Regions from separate parts of the Homo sapiens genome. Here region 1 is linked to region 2. The links are chromatin contacts, found by Hi-C in ENCODE. All regions are on one chromosome and are shown on one strand. Each heading gives the region's core, a stretch centred on a gene start or an enhancer-like site at or near the end of the contact. The rest is flanking DNA. Distances are from core to core; before and after follow the strand shown. Region 1 overlaps STK24 (serine/threonine kinase 24). Region 2 holds the start of TMTC4 (transmembrane O-mannosyltransferase targeting cadherins 4).

The links. Hi-C counts contacts between places; a loop is a spot of excess contacts on that map. Pooled maps may share reads with other maps.
Region 1: a loop to region 2 is called in a pooled map, with 4 times the contacts of the local background. The contact joins the enhancer-like site here to the promoter of TMTC4 in region 2. A Hi-C loop is called at or near these places in 3 of 50 pooled maps.

Annotation. Positions count from the first base shown.
Region 1 is chr13:98,507,515-98,514,808 of GRCh38, forward strand. The region is part of intron 2 of STK24 (serine/threonine kinase 24); the gene reads right to left. Among named protein-coding and RNA genes, the nearest start is that of STK24, 66 kb to the right of the region's middle. RefSeq lists enhancers at 1-212, 5,314-5,363. Within about 2 kb of position 2,142, at least 29 of the 41 ENCODE cell types and tissues checked have a DNase peak (open chromatin) inside an H3K27ac peak, as active enhancers do.
Region 2 is chr13:100,671,181-100,678,321 of GRCh38, forward strand. It overlaps TMTC4 (transmembrane O-mannosyltransferase targeting cadherins 4), which reads right to left and starts at 3,615. Exons shown (of 19, transcript NM_032813.5): 1 at 3,564-3,615. RefSeq lists enhancers at 1,991-2,880, 4,206-4,285 and silencers at 2,996-3,075, 3,126-3,485, 3,516-4,015.

The DNA.
Region 1 (7,294 bases), core at 892-3,391, 2.2 Mb before region 2:
GGGCTAGCCACCTCTGAAGGCCTTTCCAGCTCTAATTATCTTTGGCTCTGATTTCTCTGACTTTACACAAGGAATACCGTATCTTAGGGCCAGCTGAGCCAAATCAATTACAGACTGCAAATAACTTAAAAGACAAGTATGCCCAGTGTCTGCAGATGAGGAAACAGAGCCCAAAATTAGACTACCACACTCCCTGGCTTCATTCCCAGCCAGGACGGGATATCCTGAGGCAGGTCTCCAGGTCTCCAGATCTCCAGAGCACAGAGTCAGGAAGGCGGGAGACAAACAGAAATGTGATGGTAAAGGCAGCCTCCCCTCTAACTAGGTCTTGTCTCTAGCTTCTTTTATGACACTTCCCAAAAGCCCATTGCAGATCTCTTCCCCCAACCCTAAAACCTCTATTCCACCAAGTCAAGCTCAAGTGGTGTTATCCCATAAACCCACATGGCCCAAAATGCAACAGGGAAAGTACCAAAGGAGAATTCAAACACCAATGCATAACAAGTGTTTGACATTACAATAAACTCAAAAATATAAAGAAACACGTAGCCTGCAATGACGGTCCCAGCTACCCAGAATTCTTCCTGCTCCCCACCGCTTCTTGCTACTTCAAATACTAAAATATGAAAGGCTAATTATAAAGCTAATAGAAGAAAAAAAATAAATATATTTGTAACCTATGAGAAGCTGATGTATTTCGTATACAGGATCCCAAAAGCAGAAATCATATAAGGTGAAAAACTGATGGATTAACTACATTAAAATCAAGGATTTTTTTCCCCAACAGAGGACGCTTCAAAGTTAAAACTAGTGTGATAAAGTCAGAGAACACACCTGTGGTATCAAAAACCAACACTAAGAGACAAGAAACATAGTAGGAAATTTCACAGAAGAATGTATGTTAATAAACAGCAAGAGTATTTGCCTACAAGTAAACCACTAGCCTTTCAGGGTCAGCAGAAAAGAATGCCAATTTAAATGCAACTTACACCACAAGCCCCACTGGAGAGCAGAAATGCTACTTAGAATTTCTGTTGGGACAGAAGATGAGATCTTTCTTGGTAAACTTATTGCTATTGTCCGGGAAAGTGAGGGTGGGAGGAACAGGGGGTATTTTAAAGGGGCCAGGGGCATGTCTGTGTACACAGTGTCTGGTTCCATGCCATACGAGCTATGGCAGAGAGAAAAAGCACTTTCCCCTAACTCTCAGAAAAGGTGGTCTTAAATCAGAATGAGTTAACTTTGTAACATACCACAAACTAACCTTCAGGGCCACGCCTCATATTTTATTCCCATGAAGCTCCCACTTAAAACAATTCACACCTTCTCTGCTTTGAAGTCCATTCTTCAGCTTTGCCAATTTCAAAGCTGTTTCATCAGTTCTCAAAGGGATGGTCAAGCTTGAGGAATGTGACTAGCGCTGGTGAGACTCACAAGAGCTCCTGTTCACAGACTAGAAATAATTTGTAATGAATTAATTTGTAATGTGGCTACCAGGCCAAAACATATAGTTTTGGGCACCCTTTTTTAGTTTCACAATACTTCATAAGCCTAATTATCAGACAATTATTTCCTGACTAGAAAATTGAAAGGGAATTTGATAATCACATGTAATAAACACATTAAACTATAGAAAACTTCCTAGGAGATATGAATTCAACAGAATAATCCTAATGGTTAAGAACATACATAGATGCTCAAAGTTATGATTAATAGAAATGGAAATAAACATAAAATACTGTTATAGCTAAGAGATTGGTGAAAGAAAGTTTTATAGTATCAATGTTGCCAAGAACGTAGACAAACCATGCTCAACACAATTAGCCATGATTAGTCATGAGGGAAATGCATGTGAAAACCATGAGATACTGCTTAACACAATTTTAAAAAAACAAACAAGGGGAAATTGAAACCTTCATTCACTACCATGAGAACATAAGCCACTACTGAAAACAGTCTCAACAGTTCCTCAAAAACAAAAAAAAAAACCAGTTCCTCAAAAGGTTAAACATAAAATTTGTATATTACAGTAAACTCTTCAAATTTTATGTTGCCTTGGCATCCATTTTGAATACAAGTTTAACTTTCTCATACCAGAAGCAGGGCTTAGTCACCCTTGACACGGTCTCCAGTTCTAGACCACACCCAAAAGGCCCAGCTCGCTGGCCAAGATAAGAACTTAGAGGCATCTCCTACACCCAGCAGACTGAGCTCCCCATGTTCCATCTGCTTCCTTTAAACAGAACACTCAGGCCTGCCCGAGAACTTACAGAGCCCCACGCCCTGTTCCCTCTTATATAATGTATACTGCCAGTTGTGCACACTCTCTCTGTCGCTCTCTCTCTCTGCCTGACTCTTCATTCTTGCCTTGTGTAACCCAGGACAGAGGACTGCCTCCTGCCCAGGATATGTAAGTAATAAGTCTTTGAACTTGGATTTGACCACGACATATTATATGTAATATCAAAATATCACATGTACCTCAGATATCTGTACAATCATTATGTAGCCATTTTTCAAAAGCATCTTCTAAAATATATGTTTGAACTTGCTTCCTGTTGTGATGGTGTACGGACTCTGTACCCTCCATCCGAAGAACCAACCACATTACCCCAGGACGTGTGGGAGCAAACAAGGTTGGACTCCCAGCACCAGAATGATGGCCAGGTAGTCAGACAAGACCCACAGGGGTGTCCGTCAGTATAAACAAGTTTCCCGAGTCGGGGCTCAGACCATTATGCGTGAGCCCATCCACCAGGTAAAAGAAGCATCCTGTGAAAGGCACACGGTCATCACCCACATCCAGCTGCCTTTCAGTTCCCCTTAGGGAAGGGTCGCTAGCTACTCTGATACTGGAACCCAATTCAGATGGGGGCTCCCAAAACACATTTGACCCAATAACCCCACTCCCAAGTAATACATCCAAAAGAAAGGAAAACATATCCACACAAAAACTTGTACACGAATGTTCATGGGAACAGTATTCACAACAGCCAAAAAATAAAAACCCAAATATCCACCAACTGATAAATAGATAACAAAGTGTGGTCTATCCACAGAATGGAACATTATTCAGCAATAAAAAGAGCTATTGACACATGCTGCAACAGAGCCCTTGAAAACATGCCGCGTGAAACAAACCAGACACAACAGGACACATGTTCTATAATTACACTTATATGAGGTGTCCAGAATACGCAAATCTATAGAGACAGAAAGGAGACTCGGGAATCTGGGAAGAAATGGGAAGTGAATGATGATGGGTAGAGTATCTTTCGAGGGGATGAAATGTTCTAAAATTGTGGTGATGGCTGCACCGCTCTGTGATATACCAGAAACTCTTGAATTGTATATTTTAAGTGGGTGAATTGTAGATCGGTAAAGGTTTTTATTTTTTTACTTAAACACAGAAACAAAAACCCACAGCTAAACCAGGCATTTAGCTGGTAAGGCTATTCCGAACAACCACACGGTAGTATTTTTTCCTTACTAATAAAAGAGATAGACAGTGTCTCACTCTGTTACCCAGGCTGGGGTACAATGGCACAATCATAGCTCACTGCAGCCTCGAACACCTGGGCTCAAGTGATCCTCCCACCTCGGCTTTCCAAAGTGTTGGAATTACAGGGTGAGCCACTGTGCCCGGCCCCATATTCCCACATGGTAGCATTTACCTAAAATGAATATCCTACTCCAAACTCTAGAGTACTGACGGGAAATAGTAAGCGTCTTAGGACAAGATACTCAAAAATCATAAGTCATTAGGGAAATGCAAATTAAAACTACAATGAAATACCATTCCACACCTACTAAAATGGCAAACATGAAAATTACTGACAGTACCCCAAATGCTGGTGGGGATGCAAAATTATACAGGCACTCTGGAAAATTAAACAGACATTAAATAGAAATTAAATACCTATCCTACTCATAAGTATTTGCTCTAGAAAAATGAAAAACTTATGTTCATACCAAAAAAGTGCATCAATATTCATAGCAACACTGTTCATAATCACCAAATTCTGGAAACACCCACATGTCCTTCGATAGGTAAACCTGGTTATACACACCCTGGTGCCCTACTTAACAGTAAAAAGGAACAAACAAGTGACACATGCATGAACACGGAAGGATTCCTCAGGCATGACAATAACTGAAAAACGCCACTAACAAAAGCCACTAACAACAGATGTGTGATTCCATCTACGGTGCTCCGGAAAAGCCAAAATGCTAAGGACTGATCAGTGACTGCCATGGGCGGGGGATGGTTCAGGAATTCTTTGGAACGTTGGCATTGTTCTGGTCCCATGTGTGGTGGTACTTATAAGAATCTATACATATGTTACAACACATAGGACTATACATCCAAGAGTGAGTTTTACAGTAATTTTTTTTTTTTTTTTTGAGACAGAGTCTCGCTGTGTCACCCAGGCTGGAGTGCAGTGGTGTGATCTCAGCCTCCCAGGTTCAAGCGATTCTCGTGCCTCGGCCTCCCAATTAGCTGTGACTACAGGTGCGTGCCACCATGCCTGGCTAATTATTTTTGTATTTTTAGTAGAGACAGGGTTTCCCCATGTTGGCCAGGCTGGTTTCGAACTTCTGACCTCAAGTGATCCAATCGCCTCAGCCTCACAAAGTGCTGGGATTACAGGCGTGAGCCACTGTGCCCAGCCTACAGTACATAAATTTTTAAAAATGTTATGGGGAAAAACAAACCCATACATACACCATACACAAAACCATGTTTTCTCTATTGAAGACACACAGATTAAAACAGAAAAGGATCTTACATAGGTCGATGATGATGGTGCCATGAACTGCAAAATATGAAAAACTCAACTCTTACCTGAGGTCCATAAATAGAACAGAGAGAAAGAAATGCAACCAGAAAATGAGCAGCAATTGACTTAGAGCGAAACAGGTCATTTTATTGGCTAGAAAGGAGTCCAAAGCTCAAAGAGGCTACTGGGAAGAGCCCTGCTTTAGCACTAAAAATACACATCATGTCTACCGAGAAACAAAAACAAAACAAAAACCCTAAACACACACAAAGTAAGTTTTTTTTTTTTTTTTTTAAAAAGGGAAAGCAAGGTACCAGCCCCTAACTTGCTTTCTCCTTCATTAACACTACTCTAATGAACAAGGTCAAAATATAAAGCCAGATAATTCTGACATTGGTCATTATCAGTTTGCTACAAAACATGCAAAAAACATGGGCAGGTGAGGACCTCCAGTCACACAGCCCCATTCCGGATGTAAATAATGTCTCAGGGAATATTAACTTTTGTAGAAAGAGTACAAGTGTCCAAGGGAGAGTCACAAACGTCCCATTAAGACTCCACTCAGTGAGGGAGGGGCTCCCTCTCATCTGTGGTGTCTTCTGCTCAACTGTGGAAAGCAGGGTTTATAAGGAACACCAGACTTACCGGGGTCACTGCCAACACTTATGTAATCAGTCCCTGCTGCGAACCGGCTTCTGCAGCCCATCGGGGTCCACTTGCTGCCCTCTCTTACCTCAGAACAAAAGTAACCCAGAAAAGCATCTCTGAGTTATCCGCCTTCCCAGGCGCTGTGTGAGCATTCACAGCCTCGAGAACAGAGGCTGGCCAGCCCACGCAGGGTGGACACACTGCCCCGAGTATGGACACGCCCTTCTCATGATGCTGGCAAAGCCTGCACTGGGTCCTGCCACGGACATCATGGTGGGCACAGCCATGGGCTCCGAGACCCTCCATCCAAAATGCCCTTTGGGATATTCCAAGAGTCCCAAATGTCAGCCCTAGAAACACCATTACTTAAACCTATTTTCTGGGACAAAAGGTTCATTCCACGCAGCAGTTTTTCAACAGTGGCACTGTGGACATTCGGGCTGGGTGAGTCCCTGTGTGGAGCCATCCTGTGGACGTGATAAGCATCCCTGGCCTCCACCCACACCCCCAAGTAGTGGCAGCCGAAACATCTGCAGACACTGTCACCTGTGCCTTCAGTGAGGAAAGGTCCATATGGGGCAGTGGCAGGAGGAACAGAGAGGTACACAGTGCCAGATCTAGGTGGCTCGGTTCTCTTCTCTGTTAAGATCACAGAAGCCCTTCAGACTGCACAAGAGTTTCTCCATATGGTGGAGTCTCAACTTTCTTCTGGGCCCTTTCAATTTCATTTGTTATCTAATTCAAATAAACTGCAAATCATCTCTCCATATGTACTAAAATAGTATCTCATTTTCACCATCTCAATGAAAGCGCGGCTGGGACTCTGCCTTTGAAGGAGCAAAGACATGAATGAGAAAGACACTGTGTGCTTTGATGAGAATTTCTGAGGCATAGGAGAGTTCACCCACACCAAGCATATATCTGAACTAAAATGCTTTCAGAAACTAACATAATAACCCATCTGAATTCCTAAGTATGCCTGAAGCCAAGGGCCAATACAAGAGCATGATTTGCTATGAACTAGCTTAAAGAAAGGTGTGAGTAAAGATAAAATTCACAGGTGTCCTAACAGGATACATTCATCATCATGTAGCTAGACTGGTATTTCTTCTCTGCAATGTGAAGTTATCATACAATATGGGCAAGGCTGAGAATCACGGTGTTTTTCTGCAGATAGGCATAGTAAGTAGGCTGATTATTTTCTATTGTCCAAACTAGGGTGCATCTGAAAGTCAATAGGCCAGTTATTAGTTATGCGGGGGAGAAGCATCCAAGACTGCAGATGGACACTGACCTGCACAGCAGCCTCGTTCATGGAGACGCTGGCCACTTCTATCAGTATTTTTTACTCTTTTCCCCAAGGATAAAATGACTGGTTTTTCTGTTTCATCAGAAACTATTTCCCCTTTGGGGACCACAGAAAAAACAATAGAAGTCCCAAGAATATAACTTGGAAAGATGACTGTGAAGTGAGATTATGAACCTGTAACTACCCACAATCAATCCTTTCCCAGAATAACCTGTACTTTCATAGAGTACTTAGTTTTCTAAAACTCACCAAGGGACTTTCCCATATTAGTCTTCTGGTGAATCTGATGGGTCAAACTACTCAGAAAAGTTTTTAGGAACTGATGAAAACTTGTAAGTCAGGGATCTGAATCCGCAATGAGACAACAGGGCATGTTTCTTTAATAATGACACTACAACAAAAACTACTATGGCAAGGAAGAAATTTGAAAAGCACAGCTTTTAAGACCTCGCACCTGATTTGCTTTGGTTAAACTGGCTTGATGTTTGAGAGGAATAAATAATTTATCATAAAAGAAAATGATAAACCTTATTTTTAGCATGCTAACAATCTATTT
Region 2 (7,141 bases), core at 2,365-4,864:
TGGAGATGGCGTCTTGCTATGTTGCCCAGACTAGCTTCAACTTTTGGGCACAAGTAACCCTCCTGCCTCGGTCTCCCAAGTAGCTGGGACTATAGGAGTGTGCCACTGAGCCTGGATATTATCTGCTTCAGGCTCAAATATTTGAAAATTATTTCACAAACGTTTGTCAAGGTTCAAATGGCCTTCTAAGTAGAATACTAAATCAGGAAATACTTTGTGCTCCTAAATTAGCGACTGTACCTCAGATTGCTTAGAACATAAACGTGTTCTAAGCAATATGTTCTAAGCATAATCATGTTCCAAGCCACAGCCCCAGGATATATAAGGCAGACTGTGGACCACACCATCAACGAGATGCCCTGGTAGGAGGCCAGGTCCAGACTCTTGGGAAGTCAAGTGGATGGCTGACTCAGTGGATCTCAGATGATCTCCTCCTCTGCTCTTGCAGGGACAGCAGGAAACCTGGCCTACCTCCAACGCCCCTGCCCCTACATCATTTCCCAGTTCTGGCTGGCTCTCCCCTCCTTGCTGTGACTCCCCTGCTTCTCTATCTCAGGGGGCTCCTTCTCCTTTCTCCAAGGCCTCCCACTTCTTTGCTGCCACTGAAAATACTCACAAATGCTCTTTTCTTTGAAGGGATTTACTGTTAACGTACATAGTGGAACAGTTTGGAAAATGCCTTTCACTAGCAAACGCAAAAAAAAAAAAAAAAAAGCTACAATTTGTTAGAAAGCCAGGCAAAGTGATCAGTCTAGTCCAGTGGTTGAGACCAAAGGCTCTGGTGACGGACAAACCTGGACTTGCCGGCTGCACGACCTTGAACTGCTTAGTCTTTCTAAGAATCAATTTCCTCACTGGCACAACACAGTACCACCACCACTTTCTTCAGAAGGTGGTGGTAAGGATTAAAGGAGAAAATGTATGCAAACAACTAGTTCTCATTATTGTTAGATTTTGGAGAAATTAGCCGCTGCTTCCCAGTCCCTGACTGCCTGTCTCGGGCGCACCCATGTTGCCAGTGTTTATTCCTGCAGATGGGCTGAGCACTAGGGCCAGCAGTAGCCCATCGGGTGACCTGGTGCGACTGAGAAAGGCGGGCCCTTCTTTTGGGCAGACCCGGGGCACATGGCTTCCTTGGTCAGGTGTCTGGCACAAACTGTACAACCATGCACAGTGACCTTGTTCCCAACTCTCCTTCCTCCAACACTAAACGACTTCTGTTCCTCAATGACCTGAGCCAGGCCTGGCACTCAGTTAAAAGAAGCCCTGTCTGAGCAAGGTGGCAGAGACGGGGGACCACCCTCTCTACATCCCTTCCCCCCTTTTTTTGAACAGGGTTTCACTCTGCCACCCAGGCTGGAGTATAGTGGTATGATCATAGCTCACCACAGCTTCACCTTACTGGGCTCAAGGGACCCTTCCACCTCAGCCTCCCAAGTAGCTGGGACTATAGGCATATGCCACCATGCCTGGCTATTTTAAATATTTTTTTGTAGAGACAGGGTCTCACTATGTTGCCCAGGCTGGAATCAAACTCCTGGCTTCAAGCGATCCTCCTGCCTCAGCCTTCCAAAGCATGGGGATTACAGGTGTGAACCACCGTGCCCGGCCTCCACCATTTTTTACAGTCAGGACATGAAATAGGAAAGGATGCTCTGTTTTCTTCCAGATGGGCCCTAGGTTGAACTTTCTGGTCCCTCTTCTCCACATGATGTCCTGCCTGGGCTCCCTGGCTCCTCTGCCATAGCTGGATCGTTAGTTCACCTTATGAAGCAACAAAAAGAGAGACCCACTGTGGCCTCTGCTACAGGCCAAGCAGAGGGCACAACCCAGGAGGAATGAAGTCAGTGTTCTGCTCGCTACCTGACTCCTGCGACAGAATCAACTGGCCCCTCAACAGGGGCTGAATCTGGAACAAAGCAGACGTCCCTTTATCCTACAATTTCTCAAACTTCTCATATCGAGCCTCTGTTTTCAGGAGGTTAAAACAAATTAATCATCAGTGAGAAGGCCAAAAAGACCCCACACAGGGACCCCAGAAAAACAAATGTCATCCAGCTGTGAACCATGAGGGCCCAATGACAGCTGACACGGCAGCCTGGACTGCGGTAAACAGAATGGCGAGACCAAACCTAAATGTTTCCCCTTGGAAAAATTAGCAGCAGCCACCTACAGAAGAATATTCCCCTCCATGCATCCAGGGGCCTGCTGACCTCTGCCCAGCCTTTCTACCTCATCTGTAACATTCAATCACATAGCCAGCCATCCTATGCACGCTGAGAGGTGACAGCGCCTCTGGGAATCAGATTAGAGAACACAATCGTTTGTGACCCTGCATCCCTGGGCCTGGCAGTTTCCTGACTGATCAGACCCTGGGCCCCTCAAGGCAGGGGCGCGAGCCACCACCACCGCCCTCCTCCGTGCAGTGCTGAATACATGCTACTGAAGGCTAAGGTATCGTCCTGCTGTGACGGCCTTCCCATTTTATAATTCAGTAGCGCACGAGGGCCATGGCTGCCTATAGCAAGAATGTGTGTGGTTTGATATTCACAGTTCCACTGTCCCAGAAAGTTTCCAGTTTGCTAGCTTGTAGCCATTTCCCCTATCTAGGTGCACTGGCCGTGATTTTACCCCACTCCATCTGGGGCGCGCCCGGCGCAGACAGGACTGCAGAGAAAAGGGACAGGGAGGGGACCTAGTCAGTCCCTACTATAACTGTTTCTCAAGACATTCTCCCCATGCATTTATTTGCTCTCCCGGGGAAAGAGCGAAGTGTGGGATGACTCATAGTGGCTAGATCGTTCCTCTAACTCCTCCCTTCTTTTGTGTGTGGTTTAAAAAAAAGAAAAACACACACGCAGCCCATAGCCACAACATCAACAAGACCAGAAGCCCCGCAGAGTTCGCAGGAGGTGGGCAGTGGCTGCGCCACCTGCTCGGCTTCCCCAAACTCCGAGCCCACGCCGGGAAGCGGCGGCTCGGTGGCCCCGGGCGCCCGGGCCGGTGGCCCCGCGCTCGCGCCGCTCCGCTCCGCAGCCGAGCGTGGAGTAGCAGGCGCTCGCGGCGCGGCGGGGGAGCCGCCGCGGAACCCAGGGCAGGCGGCCAAGCGGCCCGGCTGTGTCCAGCCATCGCCTGCGCCGCGGCCAGCTGGCGGCCAGGCGCGGGGCCCCGCGGCCAGATGGCCGCTCCGGGGACGCGCCGCAGGCGCCGGGTGCGCCCGGGCCGAGGGAGCGCCGGCGCGGCTGTGCAGGCAGGGGCTGGGGGCGGCGACCTCTGCCCGGGCGGAGAAGCTCAGGGGCCCGAGCGCGGCGGGCGGGGCGCGCAGCCTCCACGCCGCGCCCTTTGTCCCATGTGCGGCTCACACAGGGGCCCGCGTCCCCCGTGACCCCGGCCCGGGCCGCAGCTCAGGTCCCGGAACCAACTCCTCCAGCAGCGCCGCTCTGGCCCGGGCCGCCGTGCGGGGCTCGGGACACGGCGGCAGCGGGGAACCCGCGCCCGCTCCGCGTCCAACTCCGCTCGCCCCGCGGCGCGCTCGGCCCTGCAGGGGCCGCCCCGCGCGTTACCTGCAAGGAGCCTGAGCCCCGGCCGCATCTCCCTCCCGGGTGCGGAAACTCTGGCGGCTCCAGGCACCCGCCCGGACCTGGCAGGGGGAGGGGCCGCCCGCCGCGCACCCGACCCCCCCCGCGCCGCGCCTCCCGCAGCTCCCCACGCGCGCGGGCGCCCCCCAGCACCAGTCTCGGCCCGCCCCCTCCGCCCGACCATTGGCTGCTGCTCCCGTCACTTTCAGGCCACAGCCAAGTCCCTCCTCAGCTCATTGGCGGACGCGCCGGTGACGTCAGGCCAGGGGGCGCTAGTCGGCGGCGAAGGAGGCGCAGGGACAGACGGACCCGGCGGGAGAGGAGGAAGCCGGGTTGTGGGCGCGGAGCTGAGGCGGAGGCGGGGCCGGGGCGGGAAGGGGCGGCCCCAGCTGGGTCGGGCGAGGCTGGCTGCGGGAAACCGAGTGAGCCCTCGCTTTTCCTCCGGGGTCCGCGCGCGGGACCCTATTTCTGGCCTGTCTCGCGCTTCGCCTGCGCGGTGGTCTCCACGCTGGGACTGCGGCGTCCTCGCAGAACAGCCAGAACTCCACTTCTTCCTGTCCGGGAGGAGTTGTTTAAAACATGCGTATCTCCACCTTCTGCTTCTTAGAACAGAACTGACTGAAGCCGTGTTCTTCCCGCCGAGACCATGCCGCCCCATCGACCCTGCTGCGGCCAGAGCCACCCAGGGCGGGCCCACTCACCGCAGGCTCGGGCCACTTGGTTCCAAACCTCCACTCCCATCCAGGGGCCCGGCACACCCACCACACTCCCACTCTCAGAGGTCTTTGCCGCCTGCTTCAGGAGAAAAGAGAAACTTCCACTTTCCACCGGCAAAACTGCACACCTGCTCCCTCCATCACCGAGCCCCCCCCCCCACCTTCTGTTTTTCCAGTATCGCAGAATCCGATCCGTTGCTCCCTCTGGACTGGAATCCGTATCCTCGGCATTTCATCATTCCAAGATTCTCTACTCCACGTACCCTTGCTGCCACCCTCTTCTACTTTCCATCGCTGAAGTTGGTGAAAGAGGCGCCTGCCCCCAGTTTTGTGGTCTCTCAACTCCACGTGTTCGTTTTCACACTCGGTGAAATTGCCTTTTTAATTGTCGCAAGTAGCATCCACATCACTAAAGTCAAAGGACACTCTCCTTTCTCGTGTTAACTGATCTGAGCAAAATTCCTTCTTTCTCCTTAAAACACGTCTTCCTGTGGCGGGGGTGCTCCACTTTCCTGTCTGTCCCCAGTCTTGGCGTGCTTGTCTACTCTGGGTGACCACCAAATAACAGAGTTTTCAAGGTCTCAGACCTTTCCTCTTACTCCACAATTTTTCCCTGAATGATTTAACCTGCTGTCAACATTTAAATCAATATATCCCAAATTTGCAACTCTAATCTTTGCTCCTCTGAGCTCCAAATCCGTTTATCTAGCTTCCTATTCAGCTACTCCTGGTAACAAGCACCTCAAATGGAACCCATCCAAAACTGAATGCGTCCTTTCCCTGCTTGCTTTCAACTCCCTGTCTCCCTGTGATAGTGAAGACACCACTATCCAGTGTTTCCCAAACTCTGCCTTCACCTCGGCATCTAACAAATCGCCAAGATTCTACTTCCTAAATAACTCTGAAGTCTGTCCACTTCCTACCATTTCCAGTATTACGTATCATAATGTGCTTACTGCACGTGCGTTTTCCCGGCCCACACTCAGTGATGTCTCGTTGGTAGACTGTAATGGGCCATGGTCGAAGTATTTACACCATGGAAATTAGCCAACATTATGAATCATGAATCAGGGATCGATTTGTTTTGCTGATTGTCTCTAGACTTCAGAAAGTGATGGGGAAGATGTTAATAATGTAGATTAAACTTAAAAATGTGTTTAGTGCTGAAACAAGATTGCAGTTTAATGAGTTTATACAAGGGTAAGAAGTAGTTTAACAGATCACATATCAGATTTAAGGACAATAAATTTGTTGGCAAAAAGTGGATCGGTATGTAATTTCACTAGTCACATCATGGTTGAGTTACAAGCATTGGATGGATTCAGATACAAGCCTTTGGCAAAAAAGAAGCAAAGCTTTCTGTGAGAATCAGTCAAGTAGATAGAACTGACAATAAAGAGTGTCTGCCTTTTACTTGTGTATTGTTTATTACACATCCTTTATATCAGAAACATTTATAACACACATATGGTTGTATATATAGGTGGAAATAAAAAGCAGATGAGATTTTAGTCAGTTTTTTTTTTTATACTTTTAAGTTCTAGGGTACATGTGCAGAACGTGCAGGTTTGTTACATAGGTATGTATGTGCCATGTTGGTTTGCTGCACCCATCAAGTTGTCATTTACATTAGGTATTTCTCCTAATGCTATCCCTCCCCCAGCACCCCACCCCCTGACAGGCCCCGGTGTGGGTGCGTGAGGTTCCCCACCCTGTGTCCATGTGTTCTCATTGTTCAAGTCCCACCTATGAGTGAGAACATGTGGTGTTTGGTTTTCTGTCCTTGTGATGCTTTGCTCAGAATGATGGTTTGCAGCTTCATCCATGTCCCTGCAAAGGACATGAACTCATCCTTTTTTATGGCTGCATAGTATTCCATGATGTATATGTGCCACAGTTTATTAATCCAGTCTATCGCTGATGGACATTTGGGTTGGTTCCAAGTCTTTGCTATTTTAAATAGTGCTGCAATAAACATACGTGTGCATGTGCCTTTATAGTAGTGTGAGTTATAATCCTTTGGGTATATACCCAGTAATGGGATCGCTGGGTCAAATGGTATTTCTAGTTCTGGATGCTTAAGGAATAGCCACACTGTCTTCCACAATGGTTGAACTAGTTTACACTCCCACCAACAGTATAAAAGCGTTCCTGTTTCTCCACATCCTCTCCAGCATCTGTTGTTTCCTTAATTTTTAATGATAGCCATTCTAACTGGCATGAGATGGTATCTTATTGTGGTTTTGATTTGCATTTCTCTGATGGCCAGTGATGATGAGCATTTTTTCATGTGTCTGTTGGCTGCATAAATGTCTTCTTTTGAGAAGTGTCTGTTCATATCCTTTGCCCACTTTTGGATGGGGTTGTTTTTTTCTTGTAAATTAAGTTCTTCGAAGATTCTGGATATTAGCCCTTTGCCAGATGGGTAGATTGCAAACATTTTCTCCCATTCTGTAGGTTGCCTGTTCACTCTGATGATAGGTTCTTTTGCTGTGCAGAAACTCTTTAGTTTAATTAGATCCCATTTGTCAATTTTGGCTTTTGTTGCCATTGCTTTTGGTGTTTTAGACATGAAGTCCTTGCCCATGCCTATGTCCTGAATGGTATTGCCTAGGTTTTCTTCCAGGGTTTTTATGGTTTTAGGTCTAACATTTAAGTCTTTAATCCATCTTGAGTTACTTTTTGTATAAGGTGTAAGGAAGGGATCCAGTTTCAGCTTTCTACATATGGCTAGCCAGTTTTCCCAGCACCATTTATTAAATAGGGAATCCTTTCCACATTGCTTGTTTTTGTCAGGTTTATCAAAGAGATGGAGACTTGCTGTGTTGCCCAGGCTGGAGTGCAATG